5 separate regions of the Homo sapiens genome follow, and regions 2, 3, 4 and 5 are each linked to region 1. A link is a contact called in ENCODE Hi-C or POLR2A ChIA-PET data. All regions are on one chromosome and are shown on one strand. Each heading gives the region's core, a stretch centred on a gene start or an enhancer-like site at or near the end of the contact. The rest is flanking DNA. Distances are from core to core; before and after follow the strand shown. Region 1 holds the start of RHEX (regulator of hemoglobinization and erythroid cell expansion). Region 2 has its middle 21 kb from the start of LINC02767. Region 3 holds the start of LRRN2-AS1 (LRRN2 antisense RNA 1). Region 4 overlaps LOC124904498 (a long non-coding RNA gene). Region 5 holds the start of CD55 (CD55 molecule (Cromer blood group)).

Region 1 (5,536 bases), core at 2,226-4,725:
TAATTGTATTTTAAAAACTGTGATCATGGGAGGCTTAAAATGGGTCATAACACGCATCAAGTTGGTTATTTCCTGGGCTACATACCTTGGATAGAATAGCATTATACAAACAAGTTTCTTTTAGAGTCCTGGTACACTTATAATAACCATAAAATAATAGGAATGTAGCAATCTTTTGTCCTACCTCAGTGACTTGATGTATATACTGGAAACAGTTCTCAGTCTGAGGAAGGTCAGTTGAAGTCCTTACTGTGCAAGTCTAAATTTTAAGGAAAATTAGTCCCGCGATGAGTTTCCTCATGCTTCAGCTGTGCGTGGACCAGTCAGCTTCCGGGTGTGACTGGAGCAGGGCTTGTCGTCTTCTTCAGAGTCACTTTGCAGGGGTTGGTGAAGCTGCTCCCATCCATGTACAGCTCCCAGTCTACTGATGTTTAAGGATGGTCTCGGTGGTTAGGCCCACTAGAATAAACTGAGTCCAATACCTCTACACAGTTATGTTTAACTGGGCTCTCTGACACCGGGAGGAAGGTGGCGGGGTTTAGGTGTTGCAAACTTCAATGGTTATGCGGGGATGTTCACAGAGCAAGCTTTGGTATCTAGCTAGTCTAGCATTCATTAGCTAATGGTGTCCTTTGGTATTTATTAAAATCACCACAGCATAGGGGGACTTTATGTTTAGGTTTTGTCTAAGAGTTAGCTTATCTGCTTCTTGTGCTAACAGGGCTATTGCTACCAGGGACTTTGGACATGGGGGCCAGCGTTTGGAAACCTCATCTAGTTGTTTTGAGAGATAGGCCACTGGCCTTGGCCAGGGCCCTACAGTCTGGGTTAAAACTCCAACTGCCACTTTTTCTCTTTCTGACACATAGAGTGTAAAAGGTTTTGTCAGGTCAGGTAGCCCCAGGGCTGGGGCCGACATGGGTTTTTTCTTTTTTTCAACTCATGAAAAGCTCATTGCTGTTGGGTGTAATAGATGCAGTTTATCTAATCTACATTTTTATTGACTGTCATCTACCAAAATATTGACTTAAATCCTGTAGCTATTTGATTTCGGACTTTAAATTGATCTGGTGTTCCTTGCGGGGCTTCGATTGCATCTAAATAGATGTGAGAGTTGAAAGACCCATAAGGGGCTTCTCTCGCTTTACGATGTCTTATTATTTTTTTTTTCCTTCCTCTGGTTGATGAAATGCCAGGGTGAAAGGGATAGCCAAATAGGCTAAAGCACAAGTGCCACTCTAGTTATTCGGCAGAGTGCCCAATAAAGGTCCACGACAATACCATCACACATCCGCTCGGGGATGAACAAGGGCTGACTGACTGATAAGCTCTTGAAAATTCTTAAGCTCACTGCATCCCTTCAGGTCTCCAAGGAATGCTAAGTCTCCTCCCTGCCATGAGAGACATGAAGTGAACTTAGTGTTGGGAGACGGAAGCTGGACGGCCCTCAGGGGCTGACCCGCAGGGACTTTGGGATATAGCAGAGAGAGCTTGGCATGACTTATTACTCCAAGCTGTAGAAACCTGGAAAATAGCTACCCTGCAGCCCATGCCTGGTCAACTGGAGGACCACCTTAGTGGAAGGGGGACAATCAGGGCCTCTGGCCTGCCATGTGCACAAGCATAACAATTGCATTTGTTTAAAGTGCAGATGGAATATTTGATCCATTTCAGCCAGGCACTTGCATCTTGGCGTGCTGTCTTAATTGCCAAAGTTTGTTTTAAGTCTTTAACTTTTATGATCCTCTAGTAAAATGAATGTTTCCTTTAGCACCAATTTTTATTAGTTTTTAGACCAAAGAAAGCTAAACACCATTTTATATTTAATAATGTTTCTTGTATGATTTTTATACCAGATAAGCTAAATTTTACCTTTATATTAGTGTGTTATTAATTTTAAACTGAATTTTAATAAAACCTTGTAGACATATTTATCCAATTTTTCATGTTTGACCATAAGGTAAGATTTTATAGACTCTTTTTAACCTTTTATAATTTTTGTTAAAGAGCAGGTTGATGCTTTAAGAAAAACCTGTGGCATTTTTTACTTTAATGTCCAGTTCACAGAAAAACTGGATGATACCTTTTTAACTTTAGCTAATATGTTTACACACAGAATTTTCTTTATAATTAACGTTTTAAAACTTGCTTAAACTTTTAAAACAATAATTGTTTTTAACCTTTTAATGTAGGTAAAAATCCACATTCTTATGCCCCTTTATAATCTTTTTACCAAAGGTATGTTTTACTTTTCTTATACACCTTGCACATAAACTGTTTTTTTAATAGTACTCAGGAGGCCTTATTACTTTTAAATTATACAACATTTTTTGCATAAATTTTTTTATAACATTTTTTCTTTCACGACTTTTGCCGACAATTCTTCAATGTGTCTCAACTTTCTGACTTATTACAAACATTTTTTTTCTTTAAACACCAGTTAGTTTATTTCAGGACAAGAATTTACCATATAACACTCTTTTTACATAAATTCTGTCTCCCCCCACTTTTTTTTTTTTTTGAAGATAACCATTCCTTTTTTTTTTTTTTAAAGCAAACTTTCTTTATGCCTTTGGACTAGACTGTCTAAGGCCACAAGATTAGAAGTTACCATAATACATGTTACACTGTTAACTTTAAGCAAACTTCACTTTTGTTGAAAACCTTGTAAGTTTGGGATTTCAATTATCCTTTGCTATTAAGACCTTGTTTAGTCTAAATTAACTTAGAATTGGTATAGATGGCCTTTTTTTCTCTCTACTGGTCTTTCCTTGCCTCTGCCAGCCGCTTATGCTGCTGTTCTCTTAACTACGTTGGCGGGGCAAGGGGGTATAAAAGCAGCTGTAACTTTCTATGTATGGAAACTGGTCTGGGTGCCTTGGCTTACGGGTTACCTTGTGTCATACCTTTGAAACAAGGGACCTGTCCAGGCTTCCTTCTGATGGCCAACCCACCTCTAATGCTGGCCAGTCTATTTCACACAAAGTTCTAAGTTTTCCTGGTGTCACAGTAACACTGTAATCTCCCTTAAATTCTTTCTTGAATTTTTTTTTAACATAGTTCCTAGTGGGGTGGGCTTATTTGTACCTGACCCATGCTTCTTCGAGACAAAACACCACACCCACACCACACACATGCCACAAACAAAAAAACAGGTAAAAAGGGCATACACACTCTTGCAGTTTACACCAAACCAAAATCAAAACCAAAATCAGAGTATCCAGAAATCCAAGCCAGGTCAAAACCAAAACCAAAACCAAAGTATCACACAATCTAAGTCAAGTCAAAACCAGAACAGAAGTGCCAATGCAGGCATGTCGTGGGTGATCAGGCCACACTTCCACCTAGATGGAGTGGGGCAAGTTCCAAAGACTAGTCTTACCAAGTTTCAGATGTCCGGACTCCAAGTGCCAGTTCCTTCCCGGTGTTCAGCCACTGTGTTAATCCTCCACAGGGAACTGCTACACGCTGCTCTGGTGAGGCATTCCACCGGGGCAATTTCCTACCCGGGAGTGCTCTTTGGATCGCGTCACTCGGGCTGGCCGGAGTCCGCCTCAGGGATGCTCCACAGGGGAGGCCTAAGCCGCCTAAGGGGCTGCCTCGGCTGTCCATCAGTTACCTCGTTTCCTGGTCAGGGAACCAAGAAATGTAGCAGGACGAGCCGCAGACAAAACCCCTCAGACACCAAATTGTAGAAGGAAGGGCTTTATTCAGCTGGGAGCATCAGCAGGCTACTGCCTTAAAATCCGAGCTCCCCGAATGCACAATTTCCGTCCCTTTTAAGGGCTCACAATACTAAAGATTTCACATGAAAGGGTCATGATTGATTTGAGCAAGCAGGCGGTATGTGACAGGGGCTGCATGCACCGGTGGTCAGAGAGAAACAGAACAGGGCAGGGAGTTTCACAATGTTCTTCTATACAATGTCTGGAATCTATGAATAACATCAGTTTCTAAGTTATGAGTTGATTTTTAACTACTGGGTTTAGGCCAGGCAGGCCCAGGCCTGGTTTCGGGCCTGGCGCCGGACTGCCTGTCTTTGGTTTTACTTCCTTGTTGTTTTTCCTTAAAACAGGTACTGAGTATAAAACAATATAAAACAATATGAGAGGGTCTCTCTCTTCCCTCACAGTGACCTGGGTCTCAGACACTTCCTAACTGTGATCTTAGGACAAACACTTAGCTTTTCTGAGCCTCATCTGTGAAACAGACAGAATATGAATGCCTACCTCATGGAGTTGTTTAAGAACTCAGTGATCAGACTATTATTCAACAGTAATAACGAGCCAGGCCCAGTGGCTCACGCCTATAATCTCAGCACTTTGGGAAGTCAAGGCAGGAGGACCGCCTGAGCTCAAGAGTTTGAGACCAGCCTGGGCAATATAGCTAGACCTTGTCTCTACTTTAAAAAAAAAAAATCCGAAAATTAGCTGGGTGTGCTACTGCATGCCTGTAGTCCCAGCTCCTTGAGAGGCTGAGATAGGAGAATCACTTAAGCTAGGGAAGTCGAGGCTGCAGTGAGCCATGATCACACCATTGTACTCTAGCCTGGGTGACAGAGCAAGACCCTGTCACAAAAACAAACAAAGAAACAGAAGACAGGAATAACCACCATTTGTATTGTTCTAGTTTTCAGTTGGTCTTACCTGAGCAGAGTAATTGGGTGAGATTGTTCATGGAGGCATTGCTGGCTCTCTAGTCCTGGAACCTACAGTTGGTCCAATTCATTATGCCAAAGGGTCCGTCTAGGAGGTTCTTGTTCCAAGTATTGAGATTCCCGAGAGAAGTAGGTCCCCTTAGATAGAAGCAGAGTTTCTCAGAGGTATTTAGCAGCAGCTGGTGGACACAGGACTCAGGGAGCTGGCCCCCCTCTTCCCTTCCATGTCTTTCATTCCTGCATGGGAACCTGTCAGATGGGGAGATTGTTAAAATCTCACCACTGGAGGGGAGGGCCTCAAAGGCCATGGAGACAGCACCTCTCTCTTAGTGAAGGCATCTTCAGATAGAATTCAGCACAAATTCAAAGGTGGCTCCCCAGACCCTATCTGTCACATCGCCCTCTCATCTATTAGTATCTGAAGTCACCTTGATCATTTATTTGTTTACTTGATTATTGTCAGCCTCTCATCACATGAATGTGAGCTTCATAAGAACAGAGACCTTATCTGTTTTGGCCAACATTTCACCCCCAGTGTCTAGAAAGTGCCTCATGCAATGAATAGGTCCAATACATATTTCTTCAATAAATGAATGAATGAATGAATGCCAAAGACTCCTTCATAAAAGCCAGGGTCAACTGACCTCTGCCAGAATTTTGGAGAGCCTACACCACAGACTTTTGAACCTCTTAGCTGATGACAAATCTTTAGCCTTCGAAGCGGAAATTGATTTGAAAGAGCCCAAAGTACTCCGGTAAAGTAGGTGATGTTGAACTGGGTAATGTCAATTTCAGAAAAAGAGGACACGTGCCTGTGAAACACCAAGAGCAGTGTCCTGGGGTTGGGGAGGACACCTGCCTGGGTGTGGGTGGCCAAGG
Region 2 (5,536 bases), core at 1,684-4,183, 1.9 Mb before region 1:
CCTTTCAGAAATCTTTATGGATTAATACATAGATTAATGACAGTGTTTTAGTGAAATTTGGGGAAATTTCTTGGGGTTTTAAAAAATGCATTTTTATTTTTTTATTTACAGTAATTATGGCTTCTTTGATTTTCTTGTGTTAAACTTTAAAAGAGTATGCAAATTTTAAAAAAATGAAATATAGGCTCTAGTTATCTGAAATTTTGAAATCTAAAACATTTTCCAGAATAAATTGGATTTGGATGTCTCAGGATGCCTGAGGTCACAGACTGAAAGTAGAATTAAATGGTATTATGAGCAAATGTTCTTTTTCACATCTAGAAAGGCCTTTTAACTACAAAGAATTTAATTGTTTTTGTTGTTGCTACTTAGAAATATTTGGCAAGCAAATGACTCTAGATAATGTTTCTAAGAGAACTTCAGAGTCCTCTGATATTGAAGTAAAGTTTGAATCCTAAATCAAATTAAAAAAAAACCAACACACACATTTGAAATAGTTGAGACCTTTATAAATTATCTTTCTCCCAAAAAGAAAAAAAAAATGAGTGTGAAAGCCACAGTTGGTCCATGGACTATTGTGGTTGTTCCTAGCTGGTTTCTCTATCTCTAGTCATCCCTGTCCCTCCTTGTCTCATGGTCAATATATAAAGCTCTCAAAATTCTCTGGTGAAACACTATTTGATCATAACAGCTTCAGGTTCAGGAAACATTAACTCTCCATTTTGTGTGTGTGTCAAATTAAAATGTCTCCTTCCAGTGATCCAATTCCTGCCATGTTTCCAAGCCTCCTTTGACCATAACCTGTGGGCGTGCCCTTCCTTATATGTTACTTCGTGGTTCTCTCCAACACCTTGGGTTGGCGACCCTCTTGTGCTCAATTAGGGACACTGCTCAAATCTGCTTTATTCTGTTCAATTCTCTAGTCCTCTTGGGCACATGTACAACAGGGACATATCTCTCCATACCTTCAAGCACAGGGTATATATAGGGTTAAATACTGCTTGTAAAATGAATGGATAAATATGACATTATCTGCCTAAGTAACCATTGCCAGTCCTGAGAGACATCCATCCTTTTAAATACAAAGCTGAGCTCACAAAAAAGTAAAAGAAATCCCTAAAGGAACAAGAAATCAGATTTATAAATCCGTGCTCCATGCCAAGCTGTCCAGAGGAATTTTTTTAATTGGTCAAATAGAAGTTTTGATTTAAACCATAACAAAGAGGAAAAGAAAGAAGGCCTTTTTTCTGTGGTACCTGAACCAAGACCTCTGGAGAGCACTATTGGTGGAACCATAGGGCCACACTTACTGAAGAACCATACTTACTCACTGAAGGAGAATCAGAAAAAATGCATGCTACTTCTGGATGCATACAAAGGATTATTTTATCATTTACTGTTATGCCTTTCTGAAACCCCACTAAAATGGGAGCAAAGAAAATTTTTTCACAAGAATAAAGAGGTGCAGGACAGATCAGTAATGGTAAAACATTGGAAGCTTAAAAACATATGGAAGAGCAGTAACTGACTTAGAAGAACTGTAGAAGGCTGAATCCTAATCCTGTACTGGGGAAAGCTAAAACAAACAAACAAACAAACAAAAACAGACCTTTAATTTTAAAATCTCCCAAAAGCTTAGAACTGGCAGGAGGAACCTCTAGGAAGTGAAGGTAAAGTTAAAGTTAAAAATGAAATAATTGATTGCAGGTCATTTTAAGAAACAGTTAATCTCCACATTTCCACCCACCTCCTACTTGTTCCTCCTCCCATACCATAGGTAACTGTCCCTTCCCAAATGCAGAAAAATGACCAGAGATCTAGTCACTGAAGGATGTAAGAATCACTAGACTGCCAGACATCAGCGTCTGCTTAGGACAGGTGCATAATTCTGAAAACAGAACATCAGTTGAATGCTGAGATCCTTAGCCTGTTCTCTCACTAGTTCCCAGGACATATGCAGCTAGCACTAAACATCCCAGACAGGAGAATGGAAAACTTCCTGGAGCCTCTGACAAACACAAGAGGAAAGATCCAAAGCTACTGATGCCAAGGAGTTCCCCAAAGATATGTCTCAGCTGCAACCCAAACCCTCACTCTCAGAGCCTCACCAATCAGGTCACTGGTGCTCCCATAGCCAGTAAATATGAACAGACACTCAAGGGCCATCAGATATCAAAGAAAGCCTCTATCATGATACATATAAACCAAATCAAACAAACATGTAAACAGGGTGGTAAAGCAACTTAGAAAAAATGGAGACTATGCAGGGAGAAAAAACATTTTTTAAAAGAACTATCATTAATATTCTCACAGAGATGTGGAAAGATACTAATATCTTTTCTCAAAGGAATGAGAGAAGAAAAGATATTACAAAAAAAAAAAAAAACCAGAATGCCAAAAACAAAAAACAAAAAAAAGAAACAACATTCAGAAAACAAAACGTAATAAAAGAGTTGAAAATCACCCAGGATAGAGTAAAAACACAAGATGGAAAATATTATTGAAAAGAAAAGAAAGCCAGAGGGCTAGTTCAGAAAGTCCAATACCCAGACAACAAAATAGTTCAAGATATTTTCCCTTATTAAATTCAATTAAATTTGGCCTAAGCTGCCTCTGTATTTTGAATTTTTACATAGCAAACTGCAACCTCAGCGTGTACACAAATGGCAAACCACCTTAAGAGTATTCTTATAACAAATAATAGTCACAGGCTGCCAGCTAATCAGACCATGTTCAAATACAGCAAATGCCATGCTGTATCCAAGCAAGCTGTCTCTGTGTGTCACTTCCTCCTGTCTATAAAGAGCTCCACTTTCAGAGAGCTCCACTTTGCTGAGTGGAGCTCTCTGAACCTCTATTGATTCTAGCTACTGCCTGATTCGTGAATCACTCTTGCTTAAACAAACTCTGCTGGCCGGGCACAGTGGCTCACGCCTGTAACTCAGCACACTGGGAGACCGAGGCGGGCGGATCACGAGGTCAGGAGTTCGAGACCAGCCTGACCAACCTGGTGAAACCCCGTCTCTACTAAAAATACCAAAAAATAAAAAAAAAAAATAGCCCAGTGCAGTGGCATGCACCTGTAATCCCAGCTACTTAAGAGGCTGAGGCAGGAGAATCACTTGAACCCGGGAGGCGGAGGTTGCAGTGAGCCGAGATCATGTCACTGCACTCTAGCCTGGGTGACAGAGCAAGACTCTGTCTGAAAATAAATAAATAAATACATAAACTCTGCTAAATTGAATTTGTCTAAAGTTTTTCTTTTAACACCCCCAAATGGCCAGTTATGTGTTTCCAGAGACAAAAGACTTATCAAGCACTCAGCTATATAGATGAACAAAACCCACACCAAGTAAAAACTCAAGACTATGTTTATTAGCAGGGAAAATAAAAAAATAGTTCAGAAAAGGCAGAAAATATTTAAGTTACTTTGTTCACCTATAGAGTTTGTATAATTTTAAAATAGTAGATGCGAAATAAAGATTGTCCACATCAGTATTAGGATATAACTGTGCAAAATGAACCACGTATTGTCATCCCTGGAATTAACCTTGTGGGGCAGGAGAGTAAATGGTATAATGGAGGAGGTAAAGCAAAACAGCTAAACCTCCTCTGCCAACCTCGGGAATTTACTTGTAATGACAGAAATAGAAAAAATCAGGAAGTAGTAATATAAGCATGTTTTTAAAATAAATATGGAGGTAAATGCCAAAAGAATTTGTAAAAAGAGAGGAATGTGGCTGATGTAGACAGGGGAAATGAGGAGAAGGTATGCTTTTTTTCTTTTTCTGCTTTTTTTTCCTTTTATTTTTGATAATCAGCTTTGTGACAAATAGGAGTCTTTAAAGTACACAGGGATATATTCTGATAAAATCTTTGTTTATATGCGTGCATGGATATGCACACATATACATATATCTATACATATTTTACAAATGTGTATGTATGTGCTATTTAATTGTTTATTTCCACTTTTATTTCTGACAGTTTATATAAAGATAAATCACAAGGAAATTTTTCTTTTTGCATCTGGACTTTGGGGGTGTGGTGGAGTAGGGACAAAAAAAGTTCCCCTAGAACTCTTAACTATAGGCTGACCTTATAAGGGTGGGGGTTAAGAATTCTTATTTTGGAAGATTTTGTTTACTGATGTATTGTGTGCTACTATGACAGTGTTGGCATACAGTAAGCACTCAATAAATATTTGCTGATGAAAAATGAATGAAAATAGATTTCAATTAACAGAATACAATATCCTGTAACACAAAAGGGGAAATCCTTGAATGTTTGAAAAAAATGAAGGTATTAATCTTAGACTTTGTTAAGATTAATATACTGCTAAAAGTTTAAGTCTAACCTCTCAAATAATTGAAATAGAACACTGAACTTCCAAATTAGTATAAGAGGAAAAAAATTGAATTAAGAAAAATGACCTATCTAAAAAAATGAAAATAAAGAAAAAAGAGTTTTTAAAAGTAGGACAAATAGGAAACATGAAATACAATGATAGAAATAAATCTAAATGAATAAATAATTATAATAATTGTAAGTAGACTAAAAACCTACCAATTAAACGATAGAGATGATTAAAATAAAAAGTCAGCTTAATACTGTTTACAAAAGACCCATCTTAAATGTAAAGACACAAGATGCAGAAATGTCAAAAGTAAGAGGCAAGTTAGTAATTCAGGCAAATACTGATAGAAAAAAACTCATGTATTTATATTAATATCAAACAAGATCGACTTTAATGCAAAAAGCTTACTGAAGATTAATATAATTAAATATTGTTTTAATTCTATCCCATTCTATACCTAATAATATAGTTTCAAACATACAAAGCAAAATTGATAGAACTATGAAAAGAAAACAACAAAAATCTATATACTTAGTGAAAGATTTTAATGCAATCAATCACAACAATATTACATTAATAGATTAAGCAGTCAATCAGCTACCAGTAGATTTAAGTGATATAATCAATATTTATTCCAGTAGCTGTATATAGTACTCTGAAACTACCAACTGGCAAATGTACATCTGCTCAAGTAAAGGAACACTTATCAACATGTATTATTAGTTTATTAAACAAGTCTCTGTAAGTAGGAAAGTTGTCATATCATAGACACTATCTATTCTGACCAAAATGGAGCTAAGTGGTTTCTTTACAAAGATAACAAATCCAAGATTTTTGAAAATTTAAAAATGCTTCTAAAAAATCCATGTACTGAAGAATAAATCAAGGTGGAAATTGGAAAAAACGTAAGCTTAAATGGTAGTAAAATACTACATATCCAATTATGTGTAACACAGAAAAGGAGATATTGGTGGCGATTTTGCAGACTTAAATATTTATATTAGAAAATAAGAATGGAAATTAATGAGTTAAATGTCTTAAGAAATTGCAAAAAGAACAACAGAATGCACAAAGAGAACAAAGCCAAAAGTTGATGTTTTGAGATTTTAAAGACTGACACTTTGTAACTAGATTGATTTTGCAGGAGGATGAGCTGTGGACAAAACCCCTCAGACACTG
Region 3 (5,536 bases), core at 1,761-4,260, 1.5 Mb after region 1:
GTCCTGGTCATCCCGAATATTCCATGGTTCTGTGTTCCTAATAAGACAAACAGCATACCCTTTTTTTTTGAGACACGGTCTCACTCTGTCACCCAGGCTGGAGTTCAGTGCTGTGATCTTGGCTCACTGCAACCTCTGTCTCCTGGTTTCAAGCGACTCTCCTGCCTCAGCCTCTCGAGTAGCTGGGACTATAGGCACACACCACCACACTTGGCTAGTTTTTTGTATTTTTAGTACAAATCCATGTTGGCCGGTCTGATCTCAGACTCCTGACCTCAGGTGATCCGCCTGCCTCAGCCTCCCAAAGTGCTGGAATTACAGGCGTGAGCCACTGTGCCTGGCCAATACCCTTTTTCTAGTCAATATTCTTGTTGGCTTTTCTTGTCTCGGCCAGCACTCCCAGGTGCAATGGTGAAAGCTAGCCCGAGGCTGTATTTCCTTCCCCAGCAAATTAAAGAACAAAGACAAAGAACAAACCCTATGTGTATACAGGACACAGATACACATTGGTTATCATTGAGTCCCTGAAGTCTGTAATGTTTTCAGGGAGGTGGTGGTGGGTAGCCTCAACTTCTAGTCGTTTCCCTTCCTTAGATGGGGAAAGAGTTTTCTCCTGGAATACAGCCTTTTGTGATAGGTACCTGTTGACCACTAGGCTCTCATCACAGAGGGATTCAGGGAAACAGCTTCTGAGGCTCTACCGAGGCTCAGAAATAGATCCCTCCCCCTACTGCCTGCTGGAAGGAAGGCTGGCCCGATAGGCTAGGAGGCGGGAGGTTGTACATCAAAGGGAAAAAAAACAGCAGTTCAGTTCATTTGAATAAACCAGGAAGAAGGGAACTGCAATAGGTTATTACTGAGAGAATAATTTGTAAAACTAGGTTACAGATAGTCTCGAGGAGATGGAGACTGAATGGTAAAAATGGACAAAATACAAAATGGAAATAGAGCTCTCTTGGTGGCTGGTGGGGAGTTGGAGCACCATTTACCCTACACTTCTACTCCATATTTTCCTTCTGGGTGTGAGAGGTATTTTTCAAATGATTTCTTAAAACACCAGGGGTAAGAATATTTCAATAGACTTAAGGGAGTTATACTCAAGCAGATTCAACGATGTTAAGGGCAAGAGGGACCGCCCGCCCCCTTAGATTTTTATAGGTTACTGGTGCCCTCTGGTGGGAGATAAAGGTTACGTCTGTGGGGTATAGGCCCGAGATTTGATTGGTCATTCGTGTTCAGATGCTGCAATCCTCCAGCTTGATGTGCCAGCAAGAAGAGGCAGTATCAGGTGATAAGCACCTCACAGGCGTTATCTCACTGGTCCATCAGCCTGTTTCACAGATTAGGAAGCTGAGGCTTAGAGACACGAGGTGAACTACCTAAGGTCACCCAGCAGGCAGCTAACTGGCAATCCTAATTCATTGCCAAGAATTCCAGGAATGCTGATGGTCAGGTTTTCAAACATAGACAAACTGTCATGCACACTCACACTCACACAAAAAGAAAAGACAAAGAAGAAAGTAGATGCAATTTTCTCCAAAATGTATCCCCTACGAAGGTAGCAGCTTTACCCAGTTTTGAGCATTGTACTTTGCTGGAGTTTAAGATTTCCCAGTTTAGGGCACTGGAAAGTTCGAGTCTCTTTACCTTGAATCAAAAGCATAGCTTATTTCCCACTAGTGATTCTCTTAGAGGTTAATGATGAAGGGGAACAAGCCCTAGACTGAGAGGGGGCAAGAGCTGGTTACCAGACCAAAGGTGTGAATTGGCCATGTGATACTTGATATCACATCTGTTGTTGTAAAGTAAGGGTGTTCAAGAAAGTGATCCTTAAGGCTATAAAAGATATTTTTTTGCACCCCTTGCCCTAAACTTAAAATAAGTGCTCACTCACCTCTCCCTTCTTTTCTCCACTCTTGCAAGGTTTTCCGTGTATGTATGTGTCAGAAATATTGGAGTATCTGCCTAAGCCTAGTAAAACAAAACAAAAATCCATTCTCATCCCCATGATGCTTTCATAATCTTGTCCTTAACCATTTCCCACTGTTCCTCTTCCTCTCCCCAAACCTTTCCCCCTTAGCCTTAGACTTCAGCAGTGGTTCTCAGAATGTGGTTTCTAGGCCGGAAACATCAGCATCACCTGGGAACTTGATAGAAATGCAAATGCTTGGACCGCATGCAGACCTACGTTACTGAAACCTCTGGGTGAGGCCCAACAACCTGTCAAACACCGTCAGACCTGTCAAACTGTTTGCTCAAGTTTGAGAGCCACTGTTCCAGATCAGGGTTCTTAATCTAGGGTCCACAGATGGTTCTAGGAAGTCTAAATGTTTTTTGAATTTGCATATAACATTTTGCACAAGTACATGCCCTTTTTCTGGAGACAAGTTCTCAAAGCAGTCAACTCTTGACTCCAACTACACTATCATTCTGTTTCTTTCTTTCTTTTTTTTTTTCTTTTTGAGACAGTTTTGCTCTTGTCGCCCAGGCTGGAGTGCAATGTCTTGATTTCCACTCACTGCAACCTCCGCCTCCTGGGTTCAAGCGATTCTCCAGTCTCAGCCTCCTGAGTAGCTGGGATTACAGGTGCCCACCACCACGCCCAGCTAATTTTTGTATTCTTAGTAGAGATGGGTTTCACCATGTTGGCCAGGCTGGTCTCAAACTCCTGACCTCAGGTGATCCGCCCACCTCCGGCCTCCCAAAGTGCTGGGATTACAGGTGTGAGCCACCGCACCCGGCCTATCACTCTGTTTCATAAACAACTTCCTGCCTACATCTGCAAACTCTTCTTTCCTCCTCTTCTTTGCCTTAAAAGATACCTGGCTTTCCCTCCAAAGGATCTTGGTGGTCACTTTCCCATACCTCATGTGCTTTCAGGATAGGGTATGGGGCCTCCCCAGTACTGCACTCAGACCCCTATTCTTCCACACTTCCAAATCTCTGCATATATATATATACACATATATATATATACACACACACACACATATATATACACACACATATATATATACACATATATATACCAAATCTCTGCATATATATACACACACATACACACACACACACACACACATATACATATATATATTTAGATCTATACTCCCCTTTACTCCTCCTTTACTGCTGTCATCTGCTGACTTTGCTCACACTTTCCCTTGTTCATTACAGACTTTGGGTTCCTACCTCCTACCAGCTTCCTGGATGATAACAACATCACATGAATGACCCATCTAACACCACGGCCTCGTGGGACCTTAACCACTTCATGTCAAAGAATTTCACCTTCACATACTCCAGCCACTCACTCTGTTAGGCCCTGGGAGCTTGCCCTCATCTGGGATGCTCCACCGTATGCCAGTCAGCTTATGCCAAATTACACTGTGGTAACAAACCCCCAAATCTCAATCGCTTGAATTAACAAAAGCTTGTTCCTTTGTCCCTCGCAGGATAGGTACAGCTATGGTCCCTGTTCTCTTCAGTCTTGGAGACAGGTCAAAGGGAGCAGCCCCCATTTTGGGACACACTAGCCTCACGTGGAGGAAAAAGAGCACTGACTTACCCACACAATGGTCCCTAAGCCTCTGCTCAGAATAGCACAGTTCATTTCCACTTGCATCCCATTGGCCAGCCCGCTGCCAGTGGTGCAGGAAGTGCAATCTTTTCCAAGGCCTGGTAGAGAAAAGCTGCGCAGGTTTTGACAGTAATACATCTACCACAGCCTTTGAAGTCCTATTAGATCTTTCTTCCTCTCTCTCTCTCTCAACATAGCGACCTGTCTTTTCAGCTCCTGGTCCTCTCCTCCTACTGTACTATTCTTCAGTTTCAATCAGCCCCCTCCTGGAAATGACAATAGATAACATTTACTGAACACTTAGTAGGTTCTATCTTGACATCTATTATCTCGTGAGTCATTGAGAGCTTAGAGAAGTTAGCCTGTCTTCACCTCATTCTGTCTTCTAGGTTAGAACCATTACTTCGCCTATGAGGAAAACAGAAGAACCAGATAGAACTGAGAGGCCAGGTCAGGGCCATAAATGTGTGACACCAATCTGCAGGTTGTGTGATGTTTCTCCTGTAGTACGCATTGGCTGGCCTCAGTGGTCCTCAACCAGAGGCCATTCTCCCACTTAAGTAATATTTACCAATGTCTGCGGACATTTTTTATTGTCATAATTAGGGGAGTGCTACTGGCATCTAGGGAGCAGAGGCCAAGAATGCTGCTAAACATCTTAGAACACACAGGACAGCCCCCATCACAGAATTCTTCAATCCAAAATGTCAACAGTCCTGAGGCTGAAAAGCCCTGGTCTGCAAATTGGACAGTCTCAGGCAATTGCCTTGTGGAAATTTTCCTACTCTGTTCTCTCCCCTATTCTCCAGAATACCTGTTCCAGACCTGCTCCACTCTCTTCAAACTCTTATCCCAACCACCATCTCTGCTGTATGGCTGGAGGCTCTGGGAGGCCGGTGGAAGGCGCAGCAGGGCAGACCGGCGGTGCTTGGGCGTAGAAGGGGAGAGCAGTCCGACCGCAGGCGAGCAGCTCAGGGGTCCCCAGTCCGAGCCCCACGACCCTGGGGTGGCAGTGACGCCTGGAGTCGGGCGGGCGTGGCTGGGCCGGGCTCTTGAAGAGGCAGCCAGGCACCACCATTAGTGTCTACGGCCATACCACCCTGAACACGCCAGATCTCGGAAACTAAGCAGGGTCGGGCCTGGTTAGTACTTGGATGGGAGACCGCCTGGGAATACCTGGTGCTGTAGGCTTTTTGGCTCCCTCCCTCCTTTTGTCTCCGAGCTTCCCAACTGCCCCCTGACTCTGCTCCCCCTTTTCCGCCCGCCTGTGTACCCCGCGGTAGCCCAGGACCTCCTCGTGGAGGTCTGCCGCCGCAGCACCGCCAGGCAGCAGCATCCCACCTCTTCCGCCTCACTGCAGCCCCACCAGGAGCTGGCTTCAGCCCTGGCGGGGCAGACCTGGACCTGACCCCGAAAGCGCAGGCGCGGGTTCCCTGCCATCAGGGTGTCTTCCCGTTCCCAGGATGCCCAGGCAATTCAATTCACTCATCTCTCTCTGTCCATGCTTTCAGCGACACTAAACTTTCTAGTTCTTCCCAGATGCCACTGTTTTCTCACCTCAAGACCTTGGCATGTTTCCTCCTAACTACGGCACTTTTCCCTTCCTCTCCTAACTCCTAACCTTCCTTTAATCTCAGCTCATCTCTTCCCGGAGGTTGTTCAGAAGCTCTTGGCTACATTACGTCCCCCTTCTGTATTTCTCATAGCAGCATGTAGTCTCACAACAAAACATTCACTATGCTAATATTTACATGCTTAACCAGTTTCCCTAGACAGGAGAACAGGAACCATGTTCATCTTCATCACGGTATCCCCCAGTGCCTAGACAATACGAAATACATGATACGTACTTAATATTTACAGCTCAGGTGTCTCCTAAGCTCCACTTCCATTTGGATGTTCTCATATGCACAAACTCAACACAACCAAAACTAAACTCATCATTTTTTCCTATCTCAC
Region 4 (5,536 bases), core at 1,183-3,682, 1.4 Mb before region 1:
AAGGATGTGGAGAAACTGGAACCCTTATGTGCTGCTGATAGGAATTAGAAATGGTGCACCTGCTGTGGAAAACAGTTTGGCAGTTCCCCAAAAAGTTAAAGTTAGACACAGAAATAACATATAATTCAGCAATTCCACTTCTAGGTATATACTCAAAAGGATTGATAGTGGAACTCTAACAGATACTTGGACACCAATGTTAATAGCAACATTTTTCACAATAGCCAAAAAGTGGAAACAACTCAAATTTCCATAAACAGATAGTGGATTAAAATATGATACATATGTACCATGGAATATTATTCAGCCTTAAAAAGAATGATATTCTGATAAATGCAACAGCATGGATGGACCTTGAAAACATGCTGAGTGAAATAAGCCAGAAACAAAAAGACAAATACTGTATGATTCCACTTACATGAGGTAGCTGGAATAGGAAACTTCATAGAGACAGAACCTAGAGTAGAGGTTACCAGGGGATGGAGGCAGTGGGAACAGGGACTTATTGTTTAATGGGTAGCATTTCTGTTTGGGATAATGGAAAAGTTCTGGAAATGGATAGCAGTGATGGTTTCACAACATGGTGAATGTTCTTATTGCCATAGAATTGTATACTTAAAGATGGTTAAAATGTTAAATTTTATGTGATATATATTTTACCACAATTTAAAAATATTAAATGTTAGCTTTTTTCCCCTGTTCTGAAGTTTGTTAAAGAGATTCAGAACAGCCTTTAGTCTAGAGCAAGCTTGTCCAACCCACGGCCCGTGGACCACATGTGGCCCAGGATGGCTTTGAATGTAACTCAACATAAGTTTGTAAATTTTTTGGCTATTTTTTTTTATAGCTCATCAGCTATCGTTAGTGTTAGTGTATTTTATGTGTGGCTCAAGACAATTCTTCTTCCAATGTGGCCCAGGGAAGCCAAAAGATTGGACACCCCTGGTCTAGAGTGAACATAGCCTCAGTACTAAGACAATACCCCTTTAGTTTTCTACCTGATGCCCCGTGTGCTATAAGGCCTTTCCACTCTAGCTAGTGAGAACACCATATATTCCCAGCCTAGTTGAGCTTCAAGAGTTTTCTGCCTATGTCTTCCTGGTGACTATGTCTCTGGCCTCAGGTAACTTCCTCTACATATGTAGATATACTCAACCAAAGACTTGAGAGTACCCCTCTGCAGGTCTCTGTGCAGCACCTCCTTCTCTGATCTTCTGCCCTTGTCCACCAAACCCCAGCCTCTGACCACTCAACTCAAGACTGCTGGCTCTCTGGGCTGTAACCTGGTAACTGTCTGTAGGTAACGAGTTGTTCCTGTGATGCATGCAGCTCACCTTGTTTATTTTCCTTCTCCTAAGGTCACAGTCCTGTGCTCCCTCTTACACAATGACTTGAGGTGGCCCTTAGACAGATTTCTGGAGCTCTTTCTGTCTTTGGCTCTATTATGTACTTTCCCCAGGAAAGTCCTGCCACCTCAGACTCCCTGAACCTTGATCTCTATCTCTTAAAGTCTAGGAGCCCACTGTGCTCTGCTTGGGCCTTCCCTGTCTCGGTTGTGGTCCAAAACTCATCTCTATGAAGAAAGCAGCACAATTGTTGGGGCAATTAATGTATGAAAACAATCACTTTATATTTTATCCAGTTAAATTGTTTATGATAGCAGGGAAAGTCTGATTCTAATTATGCTGTCTGGATGTGGAAGTGTGAATTACTCTATTTTTCACTTTTAGAATTTCTGTTGTGTTCTTTCTTAAATATGCCCTATCCTTTGCAATATGTCTGTCTATTATGATTTCTCCTCCTTTCTTCTCTTTGAATATTGTAGATATCCTTAATTTAAAGCATTTTTGTATTTTTCTATTCTCTGTATTTCTTTAGATGTGGTTTCTCTAATTCATTGCATCCCAGAGCTCTCTCTTCCCTAGTTCTTTGTCTCCTCTTGAGGATTGTACATTTTTTCTAAGAACTCATCTTCAGTGGGAGTTTTTTCCACAGGCATCAAGTGCACTGGTTTGTGGAGGTTTCTTGTGACAAGGGGCACATTTCATTCTACCAAGGGCCCAGTAGTTTCAATTTATATAAGAATTTCTCAGTTGGGGTTTTCCACATAGACAGGATAATGTAAATTCACACAATAGCATTAGCAAGGTTCAGAGATGTGCTTCCTGTGTCTTTTTTTCTCCCATAGCACAGAGTAGTTGACTTGCTTCTTTGCTGCTTCATCGTCTTAGTGGTAAGGGTATTCTAATTTTCATTTTATGGACTGGCTGTCAGATTTATTAAAGAGCCCATTTCTAGGTGCCAGTGTTGCATGGGACTTTAGACTCAAATCCAGAACCCTGGTATGTGCTAAAATCATGGCCCTCCCCCTAGGGATTTACCCCATTCTGTCTCCTCCATAAGTCACTGGGTTTAGCTCTTACTCACTACATTGATTTTCAATATTCTATTTATTTCCTCTCCCCGAGGATTTCTCTCTCTCTCTCTCTATCTCTCTCTCTCCCCCCCTTCTCTCTCTGTGTGTGTGTGTGTGTGTGTGTGTGTGTGTGTGTGTTTGAGACAGGGTCTCACCCTGTCTCTCAGGCTGGATGGAGTGCAGTGGCCTGATCTCAGCTTACCACAGCCTTAACCTCTCAGGCTCAAACAATCCTCCTACCTCAGCCTCCCAAGTAACTGAAACTATAGGCACGTGCCACCATGCCCTGCTAATTTTTTGTATTTTTTTGTAAAGTTGCTCAGGTTGGTCTCGAACTCTGCCTGCCTCAGCCTCCCAAAGTGCTGGGATTACAGGCGTGAGCCATCACAACTGGCCCAGGATTTCTCTTTCTTAATTTCAATCTCAGTTATGTATTTTTAAATTAATTTTTAAATTTATAATTGACACATAATTCTACATATTTCAGTGATACATTTAAAAATTAATTTGGATTCATTGTATCCATTTTTCTAATTATTTTGTGTGGGATGAGATGGCTTCAAAAGTCAGCCTTGTCATGATGTTGCCTTGATGTGTACTTATATGTAGTGTTAAGTACAACATAGTATTTCTCGAGTCATACATTTTCAGGAAGTGTCAATAGTCTTTAACTTCTTTTTTTATTGTTAATGGTTACATTCTTTTTTCTTTTTTACAAATAATTTTAACTTTTATTTTAGATTCAAGGGATGTGCAGTTTTATTGCATGGGTATATTATGGAATGCTTAGATTTGAATTATCCCATTACCCAGATAGTGAGCATAATACTCAACAGTTAGTTTTTCAACCCTTGCCTCCTTCCCCCTTCTATTAGTCCCGAGTGTCTATGTCCATGTCCCGAGTGTCTATGTCCATGAGTACTCAATGTTTAGCTCCCACTTATATGTGAGAACATGCAGTATTTGGTTTTCTGTTCCTGCATTAATTTGCTTAGTATAATGGCTTCCAGCTGCATCTGTGTTGTTGCAAAGAACATGGTTTCATTCTTTTTAATGGCTGTGTAGTATTCCATGGTGTATATGCACCACATTTTCTTTATCCAATCCACCATTGATGGACACTTAGGTTGATTCCATGTCTTCGCTATTGTGAATAGCATGGTGATAAATATACAAGTTCATATGTCTTTTGGTAGAATGATTTATTTTCTTTTGGATATATATACCTAAGTAATGGGGTTGCAGGATCAGATTATGCATTTTCTTTTGGATATATACCTAGTAATGGGATTGCTGGGTCAGATGGTAGTTCTGTTTTAAGTTTTTTGAGAACTCTTCAAACTGCTTTCCACAGTGGGTGAAACAATTTACATTCCCACCAACAGTGTATAAGATTTCCCTTTTCTCCACAGCCTTGCAAGCATCTGTTGTTTTTTGAGTTTTTCATAATAGCCATTCTGACAGGTATGGGATGGTATCTCATCATGGTTTTGATTTTCATTTTTCTGTTGATTAGTGATGTTGAGCATTGTTTCATACATTTCTTGGCCACTTATATGTCTTTTTTTTTTTTTTTTTTTTTTTTTTTTTGAGACAGAGTCTCGCTCTGTCACCCAGGCTGGAGTGCAGTGGTGCGATCTCGGCTCACTGCAAGCTCCGCCTGCCGGGTTCCTGCCATTCTCCTGCCTCAGCCTCCCGAGTAGCTGGGACTACAGGCGCCCGCCACCACGCCCGGCTAATTTTTTGTATTTTTAGTAGAGACAGGGTTTCACGTGTTAGCCAGGATGGTCTCGATCTCCTGACCTCGTGATCCGCCTGCCTTGGCCTCCCAAAGTGCTGGGATTACAGGCATGAGCCACCGCACCCGGCCTTGTATTTCTTCTTTTGAGAAGTATCTGTTCTTGTCCTTTGTCCATATTTTAATGGGGTTGTTTTTTGCCTGTTTAACTGTTTAAGTTCCTTATAGATTCTGGATATTAGAACTTTGTTGGATGCATAGTTTGTAAGTACTTTCTCCCATTAGTCTTTAACTTTTCATGAATATATTATTTATGTTATGCTTTGTTTCCCAAGTAAATTTCAAGTGCTAGTATAGCAATTTATTATATCCTTATTTGATTGTAAAGTACTGGCATGGAGCATGCTATTTTAATTTGTACGCTCCAGGGCTCCTAATGGAACCCCAGCCTAATACAGTTATGAATGAATATCTGTTGAAAAGAACACAAGAAATGATATTAATTTTTTTCTTTTTTCTTTTTTTTTTTTTTGAGACGGAGTTTCACTCTGGTTGCCCAGGCTGGAGTGCAATGGTGCGATCTTGGCTCACTGCAACCTCCGCCACCCAGGTTCAAGCAATTCTCCTGCCTCAGCCTCCCGAGTAGCTGGGATTACAGGCGTGTGCCACCACTCCCAGCTAATTTTGTATTTTTAGTAGAGACAGAGTTTCTTCATGTTGGTCAGGCTGGTCTTTAACTCCCGACCTCAGGTGATCTGCCCGCCTCGGCCTCCCAAAGTGCTGGGATTACAGGCATGAGCCACTGCACCTGGCCAGTTTAATTTCTTTAAAATGAAACTTAAGACAAAATTTTACCTTTTTGCCTCAAGATAATTGTTAGATATTCAAGTGTGTAAATGATCTCTTGACTAGCAGCTATTTTTTATTTTCTCTGTTAATCTGATTAGAAATATAGCATTAGAAAAACTCAGTAAGAAGTTGTATCTCCTCGAAGAAGCAATGCTTTCATTAGCTAGTGTGGAAAATGATAAAGTGGTTCCAATCCTTTTCCATTTTATTTGTTATAATTAATTCAGATATACAAAGATGTATTGACACTGATATAATAAACATATAACAACCAGCAAAATAAACAAAACCTTATAAATGGGAGTAGGAATGGAGGAGAAATGAATGGTGGTACTCTCAGGTGGCTGTTATGGGACCACCCAGGGACAGTATCAGAATCTGAAGCCACAGTAGAGTGGGATGCAGGGGCAGGAAGACCCTTCTGTGAGAAGGAGGTGGGGGCTGGTGAGTGCCCTAAAACCTGTTCCTGCTTGCTTATGGCTCCAGAAGGAGTGGGTATCTCCCAGAGGGCTCATGTAGTGTGGGACTGAAAG
Region 5 (5,536 bases), core at 1,431-3,930, 1.3 Mb before region 1:
GCTTAGGAAGTAGAGTTGGTACACACATATCACTATCCCCACTTAAAAAAAAAAAAAAATTTAAGTTGCCTGGCCCAGTTCTGGCATTCAATAAATGTTGGTTTCCTTACCCTGCCCTAAAGAACTACACAGCACCATACAGTACAGGAATAGGGTATTTCCAGACCCCTGGACTAATGTCCTGCACAACAATAATAGCAGCTAATATTTATTTACGTACAAACTCATTTAATTCCCATGAGCCCTGGGGGCAAGGATGAGTCAATTGTATACATAAAGTATTTACACCTGTAAACAGATTGCCCACAAATTGTATACATAAAGTATTTACATCTGTAAACAGATTGCCCACAAATGTGAATCTAGAGAGGCATGGTCAAGTGGAAGGGTCATCATTGGATTTGTAGTCAGAAGACCCAAGTTTACACCTTGGTTTTGGCGTAAAAGCTGCTGCTCTTGAGGAAGTTATTAAACTACTGGGGTCTGTCTCCTCCGCCATAAAAAGAGTGTAAGAGCCCCAACTTACCTCATAAGGTTGTTTGGAGGATTGGATAAAGTAATAACATGGGGAAGAGTTAAAACATGATACATGTGCAAAGACTATGTACTTCATCCTACTGCCTCTATTGTGGATAAAAATAAAAAGTTAAAGCCTATTTCACGCATGGCTTCTAAAGGTATTTGTGCCAATTTCTGTATTTACAGTAGCTTCTATTGATTTAAGTTGTTCAAAGTCAGGTTATCGGGTCTCTTTATCTTTATCTCTACTCATATATCTCAAAGCTAATACAGGGCTATGTAAGTAACAGATTTTTTTCCTCCAAGATAATGCCAATATATATTTTATGAAATCAAAGGGCACATAAGGTGTGGATGACTGTATGTATATTCACCTAAAACAAGAAATCTTCATTTCTTTTAATTCTACTAGGTATCAGTATCAAACACGGTTACTGTGTTAGCCCCCAAACAACTCTTCACTGGGCCTCTTATTCATTTTTAACAATCAACCTATCTACCTGTCTATATCCCAGTTTATACATCTCTCTCTCCCTATATATATCTCTCTCCCTATATATATATATCTCCCTATATATATATATCTCTCCCTATATATATCTCCTTATATATATCCCAATTATATATCTCCTTATATATATATATCCCAATTATATATATCTCTCTCCCTATATATATATCCCAATTTATATATATACATATATTTTTTCAAAGTAGCAAGAAGAGAAGATTTGGAATATTCTCCACACAAACACCAAGTGTTTGAGGTACTGGCTATCCAATTACCCTGATTGATCATGACACACTGTATGCATGTGCCAGAATATCACATGTACCCTATAAATATGTACAAGTATAACAGATTTTGAAGTAAATATTGAGAGCTTTTAAAAATGCCACCACAGAGTTGTATTTGGTAAGTCCTACTTTATAAAATACTTAAGAAAACATATCATTTACGCTATGTGTCTCAAGGCAATTGCCAAATATATTTTATATGTTTACTCCCTAAACAATACCTATTGTTTATTTTCTCTACTAGTTCGTTCAAGAGGTACAGTGTTAGGAAGAAAAACTCTTAATGAAGCAGCAGGACCTACTCAGGGTGGTAAATGTCTTCAATTAGCTGGAGTGTGACGTGCCAACAGGGTATACCCTGGGGTTTAGTAACGCTAGAGAACTATCAATTACTAGTCACTCCAAAGGTATATAAAAATAAATTTAAGATACATTCCATTCCCAGAACTTTTCTAAAAAGATGAAGAACTTACGATTGCAGAACTCTTCAATATCTGACCATTGACTGCCCTTAAGGCAGATCACTGAGTCCTTCTCGCCAGGAATTTTCACAAAGCTTTCTTCACATTTGTACGTTATTACAGTATCCTCGGGAAAACTTGTACGGCCTTCCAAAGCTGGCTGGGCATTAGGTACATCTGGGGGAAGGCCACAGTCACCTAGGGAGACAAAAGCAGAACTGAAGGAAATGACTATCAAGTGTCCTCACAGTTGCTGTTTTCAAGACACAAGCCCCCTTGAAATGCCACACCTGAAAGAGATGACATGCAAGTTTGCAGCATCGTGTGCTCCACACGGCTGGACTCTGTCGAGAGTGGGGAACGGTCAGCGGTCTGGCCTCCCATCCTTTTAGACCAGCTTTTTGGGGGTTAAGGATACAGTCTCTTTGAGCCCTCCCTTTCGATTTTGCCAGGCTTGGCTGCTCCGCAAACCCAGCCGGGGCCTCTTTAACCCTCCACGCCGACCCCTAAAGCCAAGTCAGCTGGGGGCCGACACAGCAGGAGCCCCAAATGCTGGTGAGCGGCGAGAGCCTTAAAGGCACAGGACGGCGGGAACCACGACCGCGGGCCAAGCTCCCCACCTGCCAAGTCGCCGGCCCCTGTGCGTGTCTCAGAGACCGACTTGGACCTCCCACCCAGCCCAGGGGCTTCCCCGGCCGCCGGGCCCCTACTCACCCCACACGGCCGGCAGGCACAACAGCACCAGCAGCAGCAGCCGGGGCAGCTCCCCGAGGAGGGGCAGCGCCGCGGGCACGCTCGGCCGCGCGACGGTCATGGCGCGCCGGGTTAGAACAAGGACGCGCCGCCGGGACTCCGCCGAGTCGCAGCTACGCCCAGCGGCCGGAGCGAGTTGCAGTAAGCAGAAGCCTCGTGGCTCCGCAATACCAGTTAAATGAGTGCTTTGGGCGGGGTCTGGGCTGGGGCTCTGCGTCACCAAGGGTGGGACAAACAAGACGGGTGGAGTAGGGGTTTGTTGTGGTCAGAGGTGCGGTCAGAGGGCTCCGGCGTCATACGCCCCGGGGGCCCTAGACTCGGGGAGAGTGGGGAGGGGAAGGAGGAGGAGCTCGCTGGCAACACCCTCTGGGACTCACTCTCTCCACTGCTGGGTGGGGCCTGCGATGACCTGCCTTCTAGAAACCTAAATATCTCCTCGCTACGTAAACACAAACGGGGTGTAAACGGGAGAGGGGGAGGGGTGCTCAAGTATCGCAGGCCTTGCTGCCCGCACGTGAGTTCGTCTAAGCGGAGCATCCCCGCGCTTGAGTGCTGCCAAGGGGACCTGCAGGTGCGGTGGAGTTCGGGGGCTGAGACTCAGGCGCTGAGACGCGGTGCTCTACCCGCGTCTTGGGCCCTCTACTGGGAGGTCTGTCAAAGGCCAGCACGAGGGTGGGGAAATAACTAAGGAGGAAGGGCGTCATCTCCTAGAACACTCTCTAATGTGAAAACAGAGACCTGGGGAAACAGGTTGAATAACACAGTAGGGAGTGAACATTGTTCATGCCTTGTTCGGGTGGGAGTCATTTTCTTCACCCGGGTTCTCCTTATTTACGAAAGACACCACTTTGGGATTACTCCAGACTGACTGTAGAGAGAAATTCACCAGTGTGCGTGTGTGTATGTGTGTGTGTGTGTGTGTGTGTGTGTGTGCGCGCGCGCGCGCGCGCCTCGGGGCGGTGTGGGGTGGGATAACAATAAAAACAAACAGACCCCAAAACGCTGAATGGTGGTGGGGTGGATTTTAAGAGGAAGGCTTGTTACAAACCCTTTAGAATAAATAGCCTGAGGTTTGCAAGACTGGCCACACATTAGAATCACGTGGGGAGCTTATATATATATTTATATTTATATATTCATATATATTTATACATATATAAATATATATTCTTTAAGTTCTGGAATACATGTGCAGAACATGCAGGTTTGTTACATAGGTATACACGTGCCATGGTGGTTTGCTGCACCCATCAACCCAACATCTACATTAGGTATTTCTCCTAATGCTATCCCTCCCCTAACCCCCACCCTCCAACAGGCCCCCGTGTGTGATGTTCCCCTCCCTGTGTCTGTGTATTCTCATTGTTCAACTCCCACTTATGAGTAAGAACATGCAGTGTTTGGTTTTCTGGTCTTATGTTAGTTTGCTGAGGTTGATGGTTTCCAGCTTCATCCATGTCCCTGCATAGGACATGAACTCATCCTTTTTTATGGCTGTGTAGTATTCTATGGTGTATATGTGCCACATTTTCTTTATCCAGTCTATCATTGATGGGTATATGGGTTGGTTCCAATCCAGAGGCCCAAACTGCACCTTAGACAAATTAAATCAGCATCTTTGGGGATGGGACTGGGTATCAGGATTACTTAAAGTGCCACACTGTGCAGCCAGGTTTGAGAACCACAGACCTATATGGTACTGGTCAGAGTAAAGATCTATCCAGCTTAGGACCACCCCTGTCGAAAACAGAAAGGATATAGATGGCAAGGTGGGTTGCCCTTCTTCATAGAGAATAGCCTCAAGAACATGCTTCCCTGTAATAATTTATCTGGGTCTGGCTAGCAGAGTCCTAGCCTAGATTCCTTTTCCCTTAAATGCCTTACCTCGTTAAGTGAAATTCCCTACTTGGAATTATACTTTGGTCTATGGACCAGCTGTGGGGGTATTTGTTATATCCTATCATTATATTCTTTCCTGAAGGTTTTCTGATAGCTCTTTCCTGGTTGGTATGAGCTTTTTGAGGAGGAAAACAGCAATTTTTCAATCATAGCATTTTCTTTGACCCATACCTACTGTATAGAACCAAACCTTGTGTTGCCCATTGCTGGAGCCAATCCTACAGTGATTCCAAGCAAGGGACTACTGTAGGATTTCACTGAAACCTAACAATATTCGAACATTGTGGAGTTTAGAAGTTATGGTGGGGGGCTTTTAAAACCATCTAGTGTCATCCTCATATTTGATGTTAAAATATCTAACCTTTACTCCCATATTGGATATAAAAACACAAGGTATGTTAGGTCCTGGCAGTGTTTAGAAGTGGCATGAGGTCTTCATTTATTCCCCCAATAACCTCCAGTAACCTTAACCACCACTCCCTTCTGTCCTGCCATTAGAGATAGGTAATCTTCATTCCTGCTTGGGCTCACAGAATTGGTGTGAAAGGCAAGGTAGCATTATGAAAAAGACAGGTTCAAGCAAGACCAGTTATGCAGCTGTTAGAAGACTTAACATTGAAGTCTGTTAAAGCTCTCTACATGTTTATTATGTGAATGTCATAGCTTTATATGGAGAGAAAACAATGAGCTCTGCAAAGTGTCAAAAATATTATCTCTATCACACAGCTCAGTGACACTAAATGTCCTAAGCATTCACCTTCCAGCATACTTAGTTATTGGCAATAACTTTTTTTAAAAGGAAATTTTGGCCGGGCGTGGTGGCTCACGCCTGTAATCTCAGCACTTTGGGAGGCCAAGGCAGGAGGATCACCTGAGGTCAGGAGTTCCAGACTAGCCTGGCCAACATGGTGAAACCCCGTCTCTACTAAAAATACAAAAATTGGCTGGGCGTTGTGGCAGGTGCCTGTAATCCCAGCTACTTGGGAGGCTGAGGCGGGAGAATCACTTGAACCTGGGAGGCGGAGGTTGCAGTGAGCCAAGATCGCGCCATTGCACTCCAGCCTGGGGGACGAGAGCAAAACTCCGTCTCAAAAAAAAAAAAAGAA

What was found. A loop is a pair of places that touch in the nucleus more often than their neighbours do. ChIA-PET counts read pairs that join two places held with the same protein, here RNA polymerase II (POLR2A). Pooled maps may share reads with other maps.
Region 2: a loop to region 1 is called in a map with no recorded cell type, with 20 times the contacts of the local background. The contact joins the enhancer-like site here to the promoter of RHEX in region 1. A Hi-C loop is called at or near these places in 2 of 37 single-sample maps with no recorded cell type and 4 of 50 pooled maps.
Region 3: a pooled map shows a loop between it and region 1 (6-fold over the local background). The contact joins the promoter of LRRN2-AS1 here to the promoter of RHEX in region 1. A Hi-C loop is called at or near these places in 1 of 37 single-sample maps with no recorded cell type and 3 of 50 pooled maps. POLR2A ChIA-PET finds 5 or more read pairs at or near these places in 1 of 52 experiments (OCI-LY7).
Region 4: a loop to region 1 is called in a map with no recorded cell type, with 17 times the contacts of the local background. The contact joins the enhancer-like site here to the promoter of RHEX in region 1. A Hi-C loop is called at or near these places in 7 of 37 single-sample maps with no recorded cell type and 3 of 50 pooled maps.
Region 5: a pooled map shows a loop between it and region 1 (8-fold over the local background). The contact joins the promoter of CD55 here to the promoter of RHEX in region 1. A Hi-C loop is called at or near these places in 9 of 37 single-sample maps with no recorded cell type and 5 of 50 pooled maps.

Annotation. Positions count from the first base shown.
Region 1 is chr1:206,051,112-206,056,647 of GRCh38, reverse strand. It overlaps RHEX (regulator of hemoglobinization and erythroid cell expansion), which reads right to left and starts at 3,475. Exons shown (of 6, transcript NM_001007544.4): 1 at 3,383-3,475. LOC105372857 (a long non-coding RNA gene) reads left to right here. Exons shown (of 3, transcript XR_922473.3): 3 at 1-3,205. RefSeq lists enhancers at 3,360-3,419, 3,840-4,079, 5,443-5,536.
Region 2 is chr1:207,935,513-207,941,048 of GRCh38, reverse strand. No RefSeq gene overlaps it. Among named protein-coding and RNA genes, the nearest start is that of LINC02767, 21 kb to the left of the region's middle. Within about 2 kb of position 2,933, at least 4 of the 41 ENCODE cell types and tissues checked have a DNase peak (open chromatin) inside an H3K27ac peak, as active enhancers do.
Region 3 is chr1:204,561,645-204,567,180 of GRCh38, reverse strand. LRRN2-AS1 (LRRN2 antisense RNA 1) reads right to left here and starts at 3,010. Exons shown (of 13, transcript XR_007066814.1): 1 at 1,895-3,010. It also overlaps the pseudogene RNA5SP74. RefSeq lists a silencer at 1,265-1,354.
Region 4 is chr1:207,408,932-207,414,467 of GRCh38, reverse strand. All of the region lies in intron 1 of LOC124904498 (a long non-coding RNA gene), which reads left to right. Among named protein-coding and RNA genes, the nearest start is that of CR2, 43 kb to the left of the region's middle. Within about 2 kb of position 2,432, at least 2 of the 41 ENCODE cell types and tissues checked have a DNase peak (open chromatin) inside an H3K27ac peak, as active enhancers do.
Region 5 is chr1:207,318,822-207,324,357 of GRCh38, reverse strand. It overlaps CD55 (CD55 molecule (Cromer blood group)), which reads right to left and starts at 2,680. Exons shown (of 10, transcript NM_000574.5): 1 at 2,493-2,680; 2 at 1,791-1,976. The coding sequence starts at 2,592. LOC107985251 (a long non-coding RNA gene) reads left to right here and starts at 2,229. Exons shown (of 3, transcript XR_007066838.1): 1 at 2,229-2,672. RefSeq lists a silencer at 2,405-2,484 and an enhancer at 3,045-3,254.